Linked DNA regions of Homo sapiens: region 1 is linked to region 2. Evidence: read pairs that join two places in POLR2A ChIA-PET (ENCODE). Cell type or tissue: PC-3. All regions are shown on one strand. Links, peaks and the distances in the headings refer to the core of each region. The heading gives the core; the rest is flanking DNA.

What was found. Peaks named below come from ENCODE experiments on the same cell type or tissue, not always from the same donor. Only the 100,000 strongest peaks of a DNase experiment are listed, where the experiment ranks them.
Region 1: POLR2A ChIA-PET joins it to region 2 with 5 read pairs; 2 of 35 experiments call an interaction of 5 or more read pairs at or near these places.

What each region holds. Positions count from the first base shown.
Region 1 is chr6:56,993,529-57,001,419 of GRCh38, reverse strand. All of the region lies in intron 3 of BEND6 (BEN domain containing 6), which reads right to left. Among named protein-coding and RNA genes, the nearest start is that of BEND6, 42 kb to the right of the region's middle. In PC-3, for the core only: a CTCF peak has its summit at 5,872; no DNase peak of the experiment used is centred there.
Region 2 is chr6:56,801,231-56,809,121 of GRCh38, reverse strand. The region is part of intron 4 of DST (dystonin); the gene reads left to right. Among named protein-coding and RNA genes, the nearest start is that of DST-AS1, 39 kb to the left of the region's middle. In PC-3, for the core only: no CTCF peak of the experiment used is centred there; a DNase peak (open chromatin) is centred at 3,911; H3K27ac peaks cover 1,739 bases.

The sequences.
Region 1 (7,891 bases), core at 2,603-6,602, 190 kb before region 2:
AACCCAAGGTAGTGGATCACTTGAGCCCAGGAGTTCAAGATCAGCCTGGACAACATGGCAAAACCCCATCTTTTCAAAAAATAGAAAAATTGGCCAGGCATTGTGGTGCATGCTTGTAGTCTCGGTTACTTGGGAGAGTGAGGTGGAAGGATCACCTAAGCTTGGGAGGTAGGGGTTGCAGTGAGCAGTGATGGCATCACTACACTCCAACCTGGGCAACAGAGCAAGACCCTGAGACCCTGTCTCCAAAAAAAAAAAAAAAAAGACTTTTTCTTTAGCATTGACCCTGGAGGGTCTGGTGACTCTATGTCTTGGTGATGTTCATTTTGTATAGGATGTAGCAGGTGTTCTCTGGATTTCTTTTTCTTTTTCATGTGGGTATGATTTTTTTCTTTTTTTTTCCTTTCCCTAAAATGTTTTTTCTTTTTCTTTCCTTTTTCTCCCTCCCTAGGGAGTGTGGCTATAGTGAATACTGGGTAGGGTCTTTTGGCTTCATTTCTATAGGTCTATGCACTTCTTTTTTTTTTTTTTTTTTCAGAGGAAGTGTTTAATATTGGTTGAATGCCCAAGAATCCAGCTTACATGGGAGGAACAAAGGGAGTGTGGGTTAATCATCATAATCCCAAAACTAGCACAGAAAGTGGGTATGGCCTCAGACATCACCCAAGGTGCTGAAAGGAATCGCCTCCCAGCCACAACACACCTGCTCTTTCCTCTCCAAACCACTAATGCCCATCCCAACTCCAGATTTTGGAAAGGGTCAACTCCTACTTTTTTTTTTTTTTTCATTATCTCATATTTTGGATTCTTGTTATTTATGGTTTTTTTTTTTTGTTTGTTTTTTTAGTATTTATTGATCATTCTTGGGTGTTTCTCGGAGAGGGGGATGTGGCAGGGTCATAGGATAATAGTGGAGAGAAGGTCAGCAGATAAACACGAGAACAAAGGTCTCTGGTTTTCCTAGGCCTTCCGCAGTGTTTGTGTCCCTGGGTACTTGAGATTAGGGAGTGGTGATGACTCTTAATGAGCATGCTGCCTTCAAGCATCTGTTTAACAAAGCACATCTTGCACCACCCTTAACCCATTTAACCCTGAGTTAACACAGCACATGTTTCAGAGAGCACGGGGTTGGGGGTAAGGTTATAGATTAACAGCATCCCAAGGCAGAATTTTTCTTAGTACAGAACAAAATGGAGTCTCTTATGTCTACTTCTTTCTACACAGACACAGTAACAATCTGATCTCTCTTTGTTTTCCCCACATTTCCCCCTTTTCTTTTCGACAAAACCGCCATCATCATCATGGCCCGTTCTCGATGGTCGCTGTCTCTTTGGAGCTGTTGGGTACACCTCCCAGACGGGGCGGCCGGGCAGAGGCACTCCTCACTTCCCAGATGGGGCAGCAGGGCAGAGGCGCTCCTCACATCCCAGACGATGGGTGGCCAGGCAGAGGCGCTCCTCACCTCCCAGACGGGGCAGCCAGGCAGAGGGGCTCGCTTCCTAGACGGGGCGGCTGGGCAGAGGCGCTCCTCACATCCCAGACAATGGGCGGCCAGGTCTATGCACTTCTGTTGGCAGGTTTTATATCGGGCCATGCAGTTTGACCTACAGACTAGTACATGGCACTTATAGGTAAGAGCTGGCTGCAACCAAAGTGGCTGGGTATAGACTTGATCCTTGTTTTACTGAGAGAAGTTCTCTGTGGTCTCAGTCAATGGGCTGATTGGTGGAGTACACAGTGGTCTGTGCTCTCTGCTTAGCTGCAGGGGAAGGAGGGACCAAAATGGGCAGGGCTGGATGGACAGGTCCACCTTCAGGTCTCCTGATAGCAGGCACAAGCATCAGCACTGATGGGGAATCCAGTGGGTGGCCACCAAGCGCCCAGAGGTGTGCCTAGTTGTGGAGCTGGGAAATCTCCTTGGCCCCAAGCTCTTTGCACAGGCATGAGGAACGTGGCCTAAACTAATCCAGGAAAGTGAGTGCAATAGATGCTTGGAGATCTGCTTGAATGTGGAGCAGTGAGGATCCCCCTGCACCTGGTTCTCTGCACAAGAAGGGTGGGGCAGCTCAGGCTGCTGAACCAGCTGAGCAAGTGCTCCAAATGCCTGGAGATCTGCCTGGGCATGAAGCAGAGATGGCCTCCATGCCATCACTGTACAGAATCTCCATGAATCTCTGTACAGAAAGGGTGGGGTGAATCAAGCTCCTGATCCACATGAGCAAGTGCTCTGAATACCTGGAGATCTGCCTGGGCATGGAGTGGAGAGAGTCCCACTGCACCAAGATTTATGCCCAAGAAGGGTGGGGAGCAACTCAGGCTGCTGAACCAGGTGAGTGGGTGCTCCTAATGCCTGGACACCTGCCTGGGTCCTGTGAGTGAAGCAGAGAGGAAACTGCTGCACCATGGCTTCAGCAGAGTGGGCTGATGAACCCAGCAATTTTCTCGCCCATTTTTAAACAGAATTATTTGATTTTTTGCTATTGGGTTGTTTGAGTTCCCTATATTTTCTGGATATTAACCCCATGTCAGATGCAGAGTTTGCAAACATTTTCTCCATTTCAGAGGTTGTCTCTTCACTCTGTTGATTGTTTCCTTTGTTGTGTAGAAGCTTTTTGGTTTGATGTGATTCTATTTGCCTTTTTCTTTCTTTCCTTCTTTTTTTTTTTTGCTTTTGTTGCCTATGCTCTTGGGGTCTTATTAAAAAAAAATCCTTTCCCAGACCAATGTCATGAAGCATTTCCCAATGTTTTCTTCTAGAAGTTCCATAGTTTCTGGTCTTAATCCATTTTCAGTTGATTTTTTTGGAGTCTAAAAACATTGATTTTTCATTCTTTACTAAAATCTCATTACTTACAAGAGTCAAGTTTTTGGCTGATGCTTTGTTTTTCCTAGGTGTACACATGATAAATACTGACAATTTAATACCTTTCTATACAACAGATATATCACTTATTTTCTTTCACATCCTATTGTGCTGGTCAGTTGTAGTGCACAAGATATGTATTAAATACTTAACACACACACACATAGCACACACACGTTTGCCATCCTGAATTTCTAGAATAGCATATTCATTCTGCCATTTTTCTTAGTTAGCAGGCTTTACAAACACAGAAACAGCCCTGATTCTTAAAGAGTTAGGAACATTATTGCAAACAAAGTAAATAATCAGCATATAGTCTTCCCTTAGACCCCTTTCTTAATAGTATTATACAAGAGATTTCAACTTTCTGTTATCTTCCTAGTTCCCAACTGCAGCTTTACAAGAAGGCCTGCTATAAACATGCCGTTAACATTGTAAACCACTCCCTCTCCCTCAAAACGTAATCTTTTTTTGCAGCCTCTATTTTTTCCATAGCACCTTTCACCATTCAACATATTATATAATTTAGTGAATTATCTTTTGTATGTTTTTTAACTATCCAGATGCCTCTTGCCGCCCCCCACCCCCACACACACGCTCCGTGAAAGCAGGAATCTTTGTTTTGTTCATTGAGTTTTCTCGGTATTTAGAATAGTCCCTTTCACATAGTAGGGACTTTATAAATATTTACTAAATGAATAAATGGGCCAGGCGCGGTAGCTCATGCCTGTAATCCCAGCACTTTTGGAGGCCGAGGTGGGTGGATCACGAGGTCAGGAGATCAAGACCATCCTGGCTAATGCGTGAAACCTCGTCTCTACTAAAAATACAAAAAATTAGCCAGGCGTGGTGGCAGGCACCTGTAGTCCCAGCTACTCAGGAGGCTGAGGCAGGAGAATGGCGTGAACCTGGGAGGCGGAGCTTGCAGTGAGCCGAGATTGCGCCACTGCACTGCAGTCTGGGCGACAGAGTGAGATTCCGTCTCAAAAAATAAATAAATAAAATGAATAAATGCAGAAATGAACACTGCAGTGGCAGTAGGCAGTTCCTGACTTCTGTTGCCAGAAGTCTAGTCAATTGCCAACTTTACTACTTCGTTTCTAGGGTTAAATTCTAGTGTGTGTGTATGTGGTGGGGAGATGGGGAGATGGACAATATTAAATACATAATAGATTACACAGAGTTGCAAGTGCCAAAAAGGAAACAAAACAGGGGAGGAGAATAAAAACTGGGAGAAGAAAGGTTGAAATTTTAGATGGGAGGAAGGTCACGGAAAAGATGAATTAGCAGTGAAGATCTGAAAGAAATGGGGGTTCAAGGCATATGGATAACTGGAAGAAGAACATTCTAGGCAGAGGTGATGGAAAGCACAAAGACACTAAAGACAAGATCATGCCTGATGTCTTCGGAGGGAAAGTAAGTGGTCCAGTGTGTCTGGATCACAGAGAAGGAGAGGATGAAGAGTAGAAAAGAAGGCAAGAGAAGTAAGTGGAGGGGAGGTGGCCAGATCATGTAAGGAGCCAAAGATCATAAAAAGACTTTAGTTTTTATACTGAGTGAGGTACAAATCCACTGGAGAGTTTTAAGCACAGGAGGACAGGAACTGATTAACATTTAACAGAATCATTCTCACTGCTGGGTTGAGAATAGACCTCATAGGAACAAGAACAGAAGTAGGGATGCAAGTTACAATGCCACCTTAATTATATAGATGAGAGGTAATGGTGGCTAGGACCAGAGTAGCAGCAGTAGGAGTGGTAAAAGGGATTGAGTTTCAGAAATATTTTGAAGGCAAAGCTAGTGGGATTTGCTAATGGACTGAGTGTGGGGTGTAAAATAAATACAGAAATAGAAGATAACATGAAGATAACATCATAGTTTCTGGTTTAAGGAACTTGAACAATGAAGTTAACATTAGCTAAGATGAGGAAGAAAGAAACAGGTTGAAGGAGGTGAGGAATGTGGTTTGAAACATGTTAGCCTATCAGTCATGTTAAGCATGCAGTTAGACAATGAGTTAGAGAGGCCCAGGCAGGAAATAGAACTCTGACAATCATAGCTCATTGATTTTTGTGTGTTTTTTTTTGTTTTTGTTTTTGTTTGTTTGTTTTTGACAGAGTCTCGCTATGTCACTCAGGCTGGAGTGCAGTGGTGTAATCTCAGCTCACTGCCACCTCAACCTCCTGGGTTCAAGCAATTCTCGTGCCTCAGCCTCCCGGGTAGCTGGGACCATAGGCACGCAACACCATGCCTGGCTAATTTTTGTATTTTGAGTAGAGATGGAGTTTTGTCACGTTGCCCAGGTTGGTCTCAAACTCCTGGTCTCAAGTGATCCACCCGCTTTGGCCTCCCAAAGAGCTGGATTACAGGTGTGAGCCACTGTGCCCAGCCTCATTGATGGATATTTACACCATATTATTGGAGACGGTCATCTAGAGAATGAATGCAGATAGAAAAGAAAAAAGTCCTAGTACTGAGCCAGGGGACTCATAAAATATTTAGAGGATGAGACAATGAATCAGCTAAATGGAATAAGATGGAAAGACCAGCAATATAGGAGGAAGGCTGGTGATTTTGGTATCCTGGAAAGCAGCAAAGGACCTTTTTCAAGGATGGAGAGTTGTCCAAATGTGTCAAAATGCTGGTAACAGGGCACTTAAGATGACAAGTGATAAATGACTATTGTGGTTAGCAATGCAGAATATCATGATTGAACTGTGTCCCCCAAAAAGATGTGTCGGAAGACTAACCCCTATTACCTCAGAATGTGACCTTATTTGGACATAGGGTTTTTACAGATGTAATCGAGTTGAAATGAGGTCATTAGGGTGGGCCCTAATATAATGCGACTGGTGTTCTTATAAAAAGGGAGAGGTTTAGACACAGAGAGAGAAGCACACAAGAACATCCTGTGAAGATTGGGGTTATGCTGACTTATCCAAGGAACAATCAGAAGCTAGGAGAGAAACCTGAACAGATTATTCCTAGCACCTGCAGGGGGAGTATGGCCCTGCTGACACCTTGATTTTGTAATTCCAAACTCCAGACAGGTGACAGAATAAATTTCTGTGGTTTAAGCCACCTAGTTTGTGGTACTTTGTCACTGCAGCCCTAGCTAGCTAATACATGGAGATGACTGATGATCATGAGATGAGAAATTACAATGAAATTAAAGGATCTAATTGGAGTGGGATCCAGAAAGAATAACAGGGAGGAAACTGAATAGAGTGTGTATAGTCAAGAGTTTTGAGGAGTTTTTCCATAAGAGGAAGGAGAAAAATAGAAGGTAGAGAAGCAAATGGTCTGAAAGTGAGGTTTTTGTTTTTTTTTTTTTAAATGGGAGAAATAATAGTATGTTTGATACTAATGGGAATGATTCATTAGAGAAGGAAAACTTGATCTTGCAGGAGACAGGGCAGAATCTCTGGAGCAATATACTGATTACAAAAAAGGGGATGGGATCTGGTGCACTGAAGGAGATTGAGACTCACAAGGATAGGTTATTCATAAATAATAGGAAGTAAAGGGGGCACAGAAGCACAGGTGCAGGGAGATGGCAGTGGCTTCCTATCCTTCCACCTCTCAGAGAAGTAAGAAGTAAAGCCATCAACTGAGAATTAAGAAGACTTGGAATTGGCAGAAAGAGAAGAAAATGAAATGGCAATTTGGAGCGTGGGAGAGAGAAGAAACTGGTCATAGTAAGTGATTATTTTTATATGCTATTGAAGCTGATTGGCACTCTTTATTTAAAATTTTCTCTTCTATATTTATAATGAAATTTAGCCTACAGTTTTTTGGGGGATGGATTATGTGTCAGGTGTCAATAAAAATGTATAATAACAATAATAACTACCATTACTGAGTTCTTCTTTTGTGCCAGGTACTAGGTAAAGCATTTCTACTAATTAGCTCATTGAATTCTCATAGCAACAAGGAAATCATATATTGCCTTCCTCTGCTTTTTGGATGAGGAAACCTTAGTGGGGGATAAGGGCACAGTGAAATAATATGGCCAAAGTTTTACAGCAAAGTCGGGCTTCACACCAAGGTCTACAGCTCCAAGATTAATGCCTTTTTTTTTTTTTTTTTTTTTTTTTTTGAGATGGAGTCTCGCTCTGTCGCCCAGGCTGGAGTGCAGGGGCACGATCTCGGCTCACTGCAAGCTCCGCCTCCCAGGTTCATGCCATTCTCCTGCCTCAGCCTTCCAGTAGCTGGGACTACAGGTGCCCGCCACCACGCCTGGCTAATTTTTTCTATTTTTAGTAGAGACGGGGTTTCACAGTGTTAGCCAGGATGGTCTTGATCTCCTGACCTCTTGATCCACCCACCTCGGCCTCCCAAAGTGCTGGAATTACAGGCGTGAGCCACTGCGCCCGGCCAAGATTAATGCTTTTAACTAGCAATTCATGCTAATTTTATAAACTAGCTTTTCATCCTATGCTAAGTTCTGGAAGAGATTATATAAAAATGGGTATTATGTATTCTTTGGAAATCACAAAAAACTAGTCAAAAGAAAACATCAGTTTTAAAAACATAATATGTAAAATGAAGAAATAAGGCCAGGTACGGTGGCTCACACCTGTAATCCCAGCACTTTGGGAGGCCAAAGCAGGAGGATGGCTTGAGGCCAGGAGTTCAAAACCAGCCTGGGTAACACAGTGTGACCCCCATCTCTATGAAAAATTTAAAAAATTAGTCGGGTGTGGTGGTGCATGCCAAAAGTCCTAGCTACTCAGGAGGCTGAGGCAGGAGGGTTGCTTAGGCTTAGGAGTTTGAGGTTGCAGTAAGCTATGATCTCACCACTGCACTCCATCCTGGGCAACAGAGCAAGACCCTGTTTCTACAAAACAAACAAATAAAAAAATGAAGTGAAGAAATAAAGAGGTAATGCCTTGTCAATTGAATAACATCTTTCTACTTACATGTGGCTATTTCTACTTAAAAGTATGAAGCCTTTAATTTAACAAATATTCTTAGGAAAGGATGTGAATCATTACTCTCAACCTCATTCATCACTGTGTTCTATCT
Region 2 (7,891 bases), core at 2,066-6,065:
GAAGGTGGGGAGGTTTGAGAGGAGTGAGTCAATAGTGTAGAGTCCTCACACAATCCTGCCTCCCAGCTGTTCCCTTTGCCATCAGATGCTGAGTGATTTGACATTACAGATGACCATGGAGGGCAGTGTGGGTGATGAGGAAGGCTGCACCGCACTGTGGGATTCACATTAGGCAGTCCAATATAAACCAGACTTACACCAGACTCATGCAACAAATTTGCCCACTAGCCATTATTCACAAATTACTGAAGTTATCACTGACTGATAAACACAGAATACCAGCAGGTGGGAGGAAATGTTGTCTAGTTTCTATTATTAGCTTGTGCTCCATCTGCTGATTATAAAAGTTTCACTGGTTCATTTATTTTAACCTCTCAATTGAATCTTACTGCAGGAAAACAAATTGTAGAATACATCTTACTAGTTGTGGGAAATCAAATTTAATTTGAATAGCAAAAAGTAAATAGAATGATATTTTATGCTGAATCTAAGTAGCCACATCCGTAGTCTTCTTTATTAAAGGAATGTTGGGTTAGCTCAATTGTGGATAATTTTATTATTTTCATTTAGGAAACAATTACAACATATTAGATAAATGGTAAATCATTTTTTACCCTTTCTTCTCCATGATTTAAAAAATAAGAATGGAAAACATGAATTTTACATTTTTTTCCCACTGCATTAAGTTTTATTATTACTGTGGTTTGTTTTTATTTCAAACTTTTCATGTTTCATGTCTCTCAACGCTTTTTGTCCTCAAACTTTATTGCTGGAGTATTTAATAGCAAATATAAACGATTCCTATAGACTTTTGTATTTTTGAGAAAAAAGTAGCAGCACGGACAATCTCAGTTGGTTTTTTTTTTTTAAACAAAGTACTGTTTTTCAAAAGAAACTATAACAAACAGTTGTGGACTTTGTTAGGGCTTGGGTAGGTGGGCCAGAAGTCATGGGGTGTTACTTGGATGACGTCATAGCTCAGGGTCTGGTTCTTAGCCCAGGGAGACTCACCCTTTCTAGGTAAACAAACTCCAAGGTGCCTGATGTTTAAACCAGAACTTGTTTATTAACGTATAGTGAAAAGAATTCAACAGCCAAGTGGTTTGGACATTCATGTTGGATAGAAGACTAGTACATTTTTTTCTATCAGAAAATCTGTATGAGAAGCCATAGTATGCCTGGAATTGGAAGTAATAGGAATTATGTTTTGACCAGCAAAAAATTTTTATTGGGATGAAGTCCAGCCTACCAATTTTTTTCTTTTGTGGTTCATGCTTTTGATGACATGTCTAAGAAGTTGTTGCCTAACTCAAGATTATAAAGATATGCAGCTACATTTTTTTCTAGAAGTTTTATAGTTTTGTCCCTTACATTTAGGACTGTGGTCTGTTTTGAATTAACTTTTGTGTATGATGCTAGGTAATATGCTAGTTACGTATGAATGTCTAGTTTTTCCAGCACTATTTGTTGAAAAAACTGTCCTTTCTTCCGTTGAATTAACTTGGCACCTCTGGGAAGAATCTGTTGACCCTATATTGCTAGGTCTGTCTGGACCCTGTTCAGTTCCATTGACCCGTGTGTTTAATTTTATGCCATTACCACACCATCTTGATGATGATAGCTTTAAATGTTGCAATCAGGTAATGTGAGTCCCAGTTTGTCCTTTTACGTAATTGTTTTGGCTAGTCTGTTCCTTTATATTTCCATGTAAATTTTTAAATCAGTTTATCAGTTTCTATAAAAATGTTTGCCATGATTTTGATTGTAATTGTGTTGAGTCTAAAGATCAGTTGGGAGGCTGGATGCAGTGGCTCACACCTGTAATCACAACACTTTGGGAAGCCAAGGTGGGTGGATCGCTTGAGCCCAGGAGTTCAAGACCAATCTGGACAACATGGCAAAACCCTGTCTCTACAAAAAACACACACCTCTAGTCCAGGCTACTTGGGAGGCTGACATGGGGGGACTGCTTGAGCCTGGGAAGCGGAGGTTGCAGTGAGCTGAGATTGTGCCACTGCACTCCAGCCTGGGGGACAGAGCGAGACCCTGTCTCAAAAAAAAGGTCAGTGGGGAGAAATTCACAAGTATCAATATTGAGTCATTTGATCTATGAACGTAGTATATATTTAGATCTCCTTTAATTTCTCTCAGCCATCTTTATAGGTATATAGAGCTATAGGTATATTATATAGACTCATATCTGGGTTCAAATCATGGCTCTGTCACTTATGGAGTGACCTTGGTCAAGTTTCTTAGCTTCTGTGAGCGTCATCTTCCTTGTCTATAAAATAGGGATAATATGTCATTGGTTTTGTCTAAGGGTTAAGTGAATTGATGTATGTTAAAGGCCTAATGTTATGCCTGGCAAAAAGTTTACTGCACAATACAAGTTGTTGTCATTATTATCATCATTGTCATCTTTACCATCAAGTAATGATGGCCTGTTGGATCCACCTCTGCCAAATAGTTATTCTTGCCCAGCAACCAGATGGTTAGTAGCAGCTGCTCAGGGCTCCCTTTATGGTCAGCATGGCTGATGAACACTGCCACACGCTTGCTTTTAGGGCCTCTCTTTTCTCTACTCCACACTACCATTCATTCTCCAGCTGTAGCTGTTTACACATTCTTCCTTTGGATTATGTTAATACCATTGATTAGGCCACAGCTTTCCTTGCATTTAGTCCAGTCTTCCTTTGATTTTCCAATATTGCTTTCTGCTTTTGCTTGGAAGATTTTGCTCTTTTTGTATGTCACTGTCTTAATCTCTCCTACTATGTGTTTATGGGTTTAATTTTCAGAGTTTGGGGCTAGCTCACTATCACCCCATTTTCCACTGGAGTATTTTGTAGATTGGGCAATAACTTAACTAGAATAACATACTTTAAGTGTTTGCACAGAATATATATTTTTAAATTTTGCCTCATTTATGGGAAAGTGGGGGAGAAAATGATATTTTTTATTTAAAACTTTTTAGAAGATGAGATGTGAAAATAATTTGATAGTGACTAAATCAACTGGTTGTTACACTGTTATTCTCAGTCTTATGAATTCAGAAAGTCCACTGTTTTGAAATCAGAACCTTGTCACTTACCCCCATCCTAATGAGGTTTGCATGTCAGCACTGTCAGGGTCCTTCAGGGAAATGCAAAGCAATTTCTTACGGGGAGATTTGGGATATCTGTGTCTATGTGATGTCTACATTTTTGTACAGTCATGATTTAACTTCAGAAAGAGTCTGTATTTGGGACTAAATATTCTATTCCTTTCTGAATCATCAAATAATCATTACATTGTATTCAGTATTGGTTTTAGAACAAAATATGCCACTTCCCAACTGTTTAAATCTGGGCAAAGTGTGTATCCCATCTGTGTATCAGTTTCCTTTTCTCTGAAATGGGAATGATACTAGTACCTGCCTGTTTTGAGGATTAATTTAAGTTACACTCTTAGAATGGTGCCAGTAGGCACATGGTAGATAATAAATGTTAGCAGCTTATTGTAGTTCTTTGAAAAGTGACATCCCATGCTTGTCTTATTCAATAAAAATCATTTAACCAAATTGATAGTTTAACCAGTTGTTTTGCTCTTTAATCATTCTGCTTAACTAGGAAATACTGAAGGTGTTTTTTTTTGTTTGTTTTTAATGTGAATCTGTTCGTTTTTACTTAAGAGCTGGTATAACTACTGTAGTAGTTCAGGGATAGTATTTTGACTCCATGGTGATATTAACTTCAAATTTCAGTTAATAGTAAGTTCAGTTTTATTTTTTAAGATAACATGGAAATTTTGTCTTCCAATAGTGAATGTGATTTTCCAAAGACCTTGTATTTTACCTTGTTTCTATATAAACTAACTCAGTCATAAGGAAGGTATTTGATTTGCTGACACCCACATAGGAAATCAAAACTCTTGGCTGCCTCGTTTGTTTCCCCAGTCCCAGATGATTCAGTTTCTTTAGAAACTGCATGATGCACATGATTTATGAATTATTTATCAACTTAGCTTGAGAACTCTGTCAGTTGTTTAGACCTTGTTTTACAGACAAAAGTAATCTGAGTAATTTTAATGAATAAATGATGATTTGTAGAATATATATTTATTTAAATGTTTAAAATTAAATATAAAATTAAAAATATGGAAATGATCTTTATATAATCAGAACACTCACAATTTTGTACCCTAAATGAAATTTAATGAAAAATTTAGAATTAAAAGGGATATAATTTTTACATCTTGTAAAGTGAGTTCAAAATTAGTTAAGCAACCTCAGCTTGAAATGACAGCTTGAAATGACACTATAGTAGCAAAACTTGCTGATTCTACTTTTTATGAATCAGTAATGGGCGAGAAGTGTTCTTGTATGTAAGGGATTACTGATAATTATTATCAACAGAATAAAGGCTTACTCTAACAAGATCTGGGGAGGATTATAGTTTGGCTTAATACAGTTATGTTCATTTCCTCTGTGCATATGTATTTAATGGAACTTCTTTAGCGTGGTCGTTAGAGCATTGTCTCTTCTATGATGTGGCCTTAAAAAATGTACTATTGCAGTGGAATTTTAGGTAAACCTGTATTGAGCCTCAGCAGATTTTAATTGTCAAAAGAGGCTAAGATATATTAAGATTTCTTTGGAGCAAGCAATATAATATTTCTTGTTATTTCTTTCTCTTTAAATCAGTATATAGTATCAATAGTAAATTTTAGTAATACCAAAACAGTTATCTCTGTGAAACTAGGGTCATAATTACCTTAAATTTTTTTTTAACATTTATTTTTAATCTTACTTAACGACAGCTTTTCCTAGAACTGTATTTCAGAGGCATTGCAATAACCTGGTTTTCAGAATTTGGAAATTGTGTAAATCCTTCTCATTGCAGAGTCACAGATGATCTCTCTGATTACCATGCATTCAATCCTTACGGTAAAAATCTAATTGTGGTTGGAGCCCTTGGGATGTTTTACTACTTAATTATGCAATATATACACCTTAGTGTATCCTGTGTCTTGGTAGTTTGATTTTGTAAATGAAATCTATGATTTAAACAGTATATTCAAATTTACGCAGTAAAGATAGCCAGCTAAATTGTAACAATTTGGAAGACTGAATTTGGTCATATGTTTGGTATTGAGGACTTTAGATTCAGTGAAATGGGGTGGTGACCCTTGACCTTTGTTCTTTGCTTTCATTTATGTGATGGGAAAGCTGCCTTCATTTCTAACACAAATCTTCCCTTCACTTCAAATCTCCCATTTTTGGAGATTGGGTTACAAAGAAATTGTATCTGTGCTTTTCAGATTTTTCCATGAACTACAGAAATTCCTGTGGCACTGCTCCCTAGGGAGTTGTTCTAAGCTTTAACAGAAGGCATCTTAGAATAATGTAAAAGGTCGGGGTTACCACAGTATTAAAGTATTTGAACTCTTGGTCTGTCAGGATGGGAGTTGACTTTGTTGGCCAGCCTGGTCTGCCTGTAAGATTCATATCAGGGGTTGTACGAGTTGGAAAAGCATCTCCTCATATCTTTTTTATTGAAAGGGAGCTCTGCCTCTGGCAGTGCAGAAAATGATTGCGTGAAAAGTTTGATAATTATATCAAAAGAAAATGGTGGTAGTTAGGTTAAATGGAAGATGCTTGTACTCACATGGTCCCATTAAAGGCTATTCTATTGTTTTTTTTCATATTTTGCAGTCTCCTTAACATTTAAGAAACTGAAGGTGTATTTAATCAATAGTGTCACTATGATAGATATTAAGAAAGAAAAAAACAACGCCGATGGAAAACTAAGCAAAGTTACCAAGTAAGATTGCAGCATAAATTTTAAAAGTGATTTCCCAAGGAATAGGCTATATCCAGACACTTGGCTAATATTATTGCCCTTGTTCTACAGTTAATGGTAGGTACGCTGTAGTATTTTAGGAGCACAGGGTTTTACAGTTTTGGTTCTGCCAGTTAACCTAAGATTGACTTTCCTCACCTGCAAAATATGGATAACATCCACTTCCCTGATTTTTGTGAGAATCAAATGGGATGATTTATGTAAAGCATTTAGCTCAATGCTTAACACATTAAAAACAGCCCCCAAATGGCAGCTATTATTGCAGATTTTCATCTCAGCTACAGTATTTTGGATTATTTGTCAGTACTGTACTATCTTTTAATGTATGATATTCTTTCTGTGTTCTGGGCCTTCTTAAAGTATAATGATTTCCCTTTTCTCGAATTGAATTTGACCTTTTCAAAAGTCTGGAATTTACTGAAGACAAAGAATTATCCAGTGCTTTATGAATGGGGATGTTTATATTGGTTTGGCTGGCTTCCAGGTGGCAAACAACATTCAAAAGCAGACATAAATTTTTCCCTTCCAAGAGGCCACATGGTGCTCCTTTCCTGCATCAGGCTCCCATGGATATCAATGGGTGTAATGTGTGTAAAGCAAGGGAAAGGTCTTGCTACTAAAAAGTAGGGCACTGTGCTATATCAGATAAATTAGTACGTTCCCATGAGCTCATGCTTTGTCCTAAAAGATGTCTTTGTCTTAATGTCCTGTTAGAGTCTAGCTGGCAGTTAGGAGTCAATATTTGATATAATTCTCAGTGGTTGAATCCTACTAGGATGTTCATAGTTTGTGTATATATGTATATATATATACATGTATAAAACTAGTAGTATTAAAGCCCAAACAAAAATATTTATTAAAATCTTACATGCTACACTTTGTTAAAGTGTTATTGGCTGAGTTTCCCGTTACCAAATTTAAAAGGTTGACTTACATTTTTTCCCTAAGAGTTTTAAGAAAAGTGGTACTTAAATTCATAGAGCTAAGAAAATTGTTGCTCATTGTCCATGGATATCAGAAAATATAATTTTGATTGTTTATAGAATTATAAAAATTTTAATAGGGTACTCATATTGTTAATTCCATGTCATCATTCTGCTAATAATGCTCAGATTATTCCTTAAATATAAAAATTAAATAGATGAATGAAAAAACAAAAAATAGAAATGGTAGTAGATATTAAGGAATTAGAAATTGGCTTTAGTTTCTCTCTTAATAATTATTATGTGGACGGCTGGGTGTGGTGGCTCACGCCTGTAATCCCAGCACTTTGGGAGGCTGAGGTGGGCCAATCACCTGAGGTCAGGCATTCAAGACCAGCCTGGCCAACATGTCCAAACCCCTCCTGTACTAAAAATACAAAAATTAGCCAGGTGTGGTGGCACATGCCTGTAATCCCAGCTCCTCGGGAGGCTGAGTCAGGAGAATCGCTTGAACCCGGGAGGTGGAGGTTGCAGTGAGCTGAGATCATACCATCGCGCTCCGGCCTGGGTGACAGAGCAAGACTCCATCTCAAAAAAAAAAAAAAAAAAAATTATTGTGTGACTTGTATTAGTAAGATTAGAACATTAAATACATTTTATATTATCACTTCTTTAGACTTACATTGTGATTTTTTTCCTTGGGGCTTCTCAAACATTATATGTAAGTCCTTTATGAACATGTCGAGTCTTTGGGTTCTCCATGTAGTTATAAAGATGAAGTTACATATTTGGCGGGTTGGGGTGGGGAAGAGAATTTTAATTCTCTCTGGACATTTTATAAGAGAAGACATTTTAGATCCTTGACTAGCTTGTGAATAATATGTATTAAGCAAATATACACTCCCAGTATGAAAACAGTTTATAGGGCCTTTTCATATTATTATCTTATTAGATATTCTCAGATAGCGGTATTTCCTCATTCTACAGCAAACAGACCTGAGAATCAGAGAAGTTAAATGTTTTGGTTAAATTTATACAAATGACCGTGCTTAAACAAGTATCTCCTGAGTGTAAGTGAAAAACAGCCTTTGAGACTGGGGAGATACGACAATTAAATGCATTGTCGTC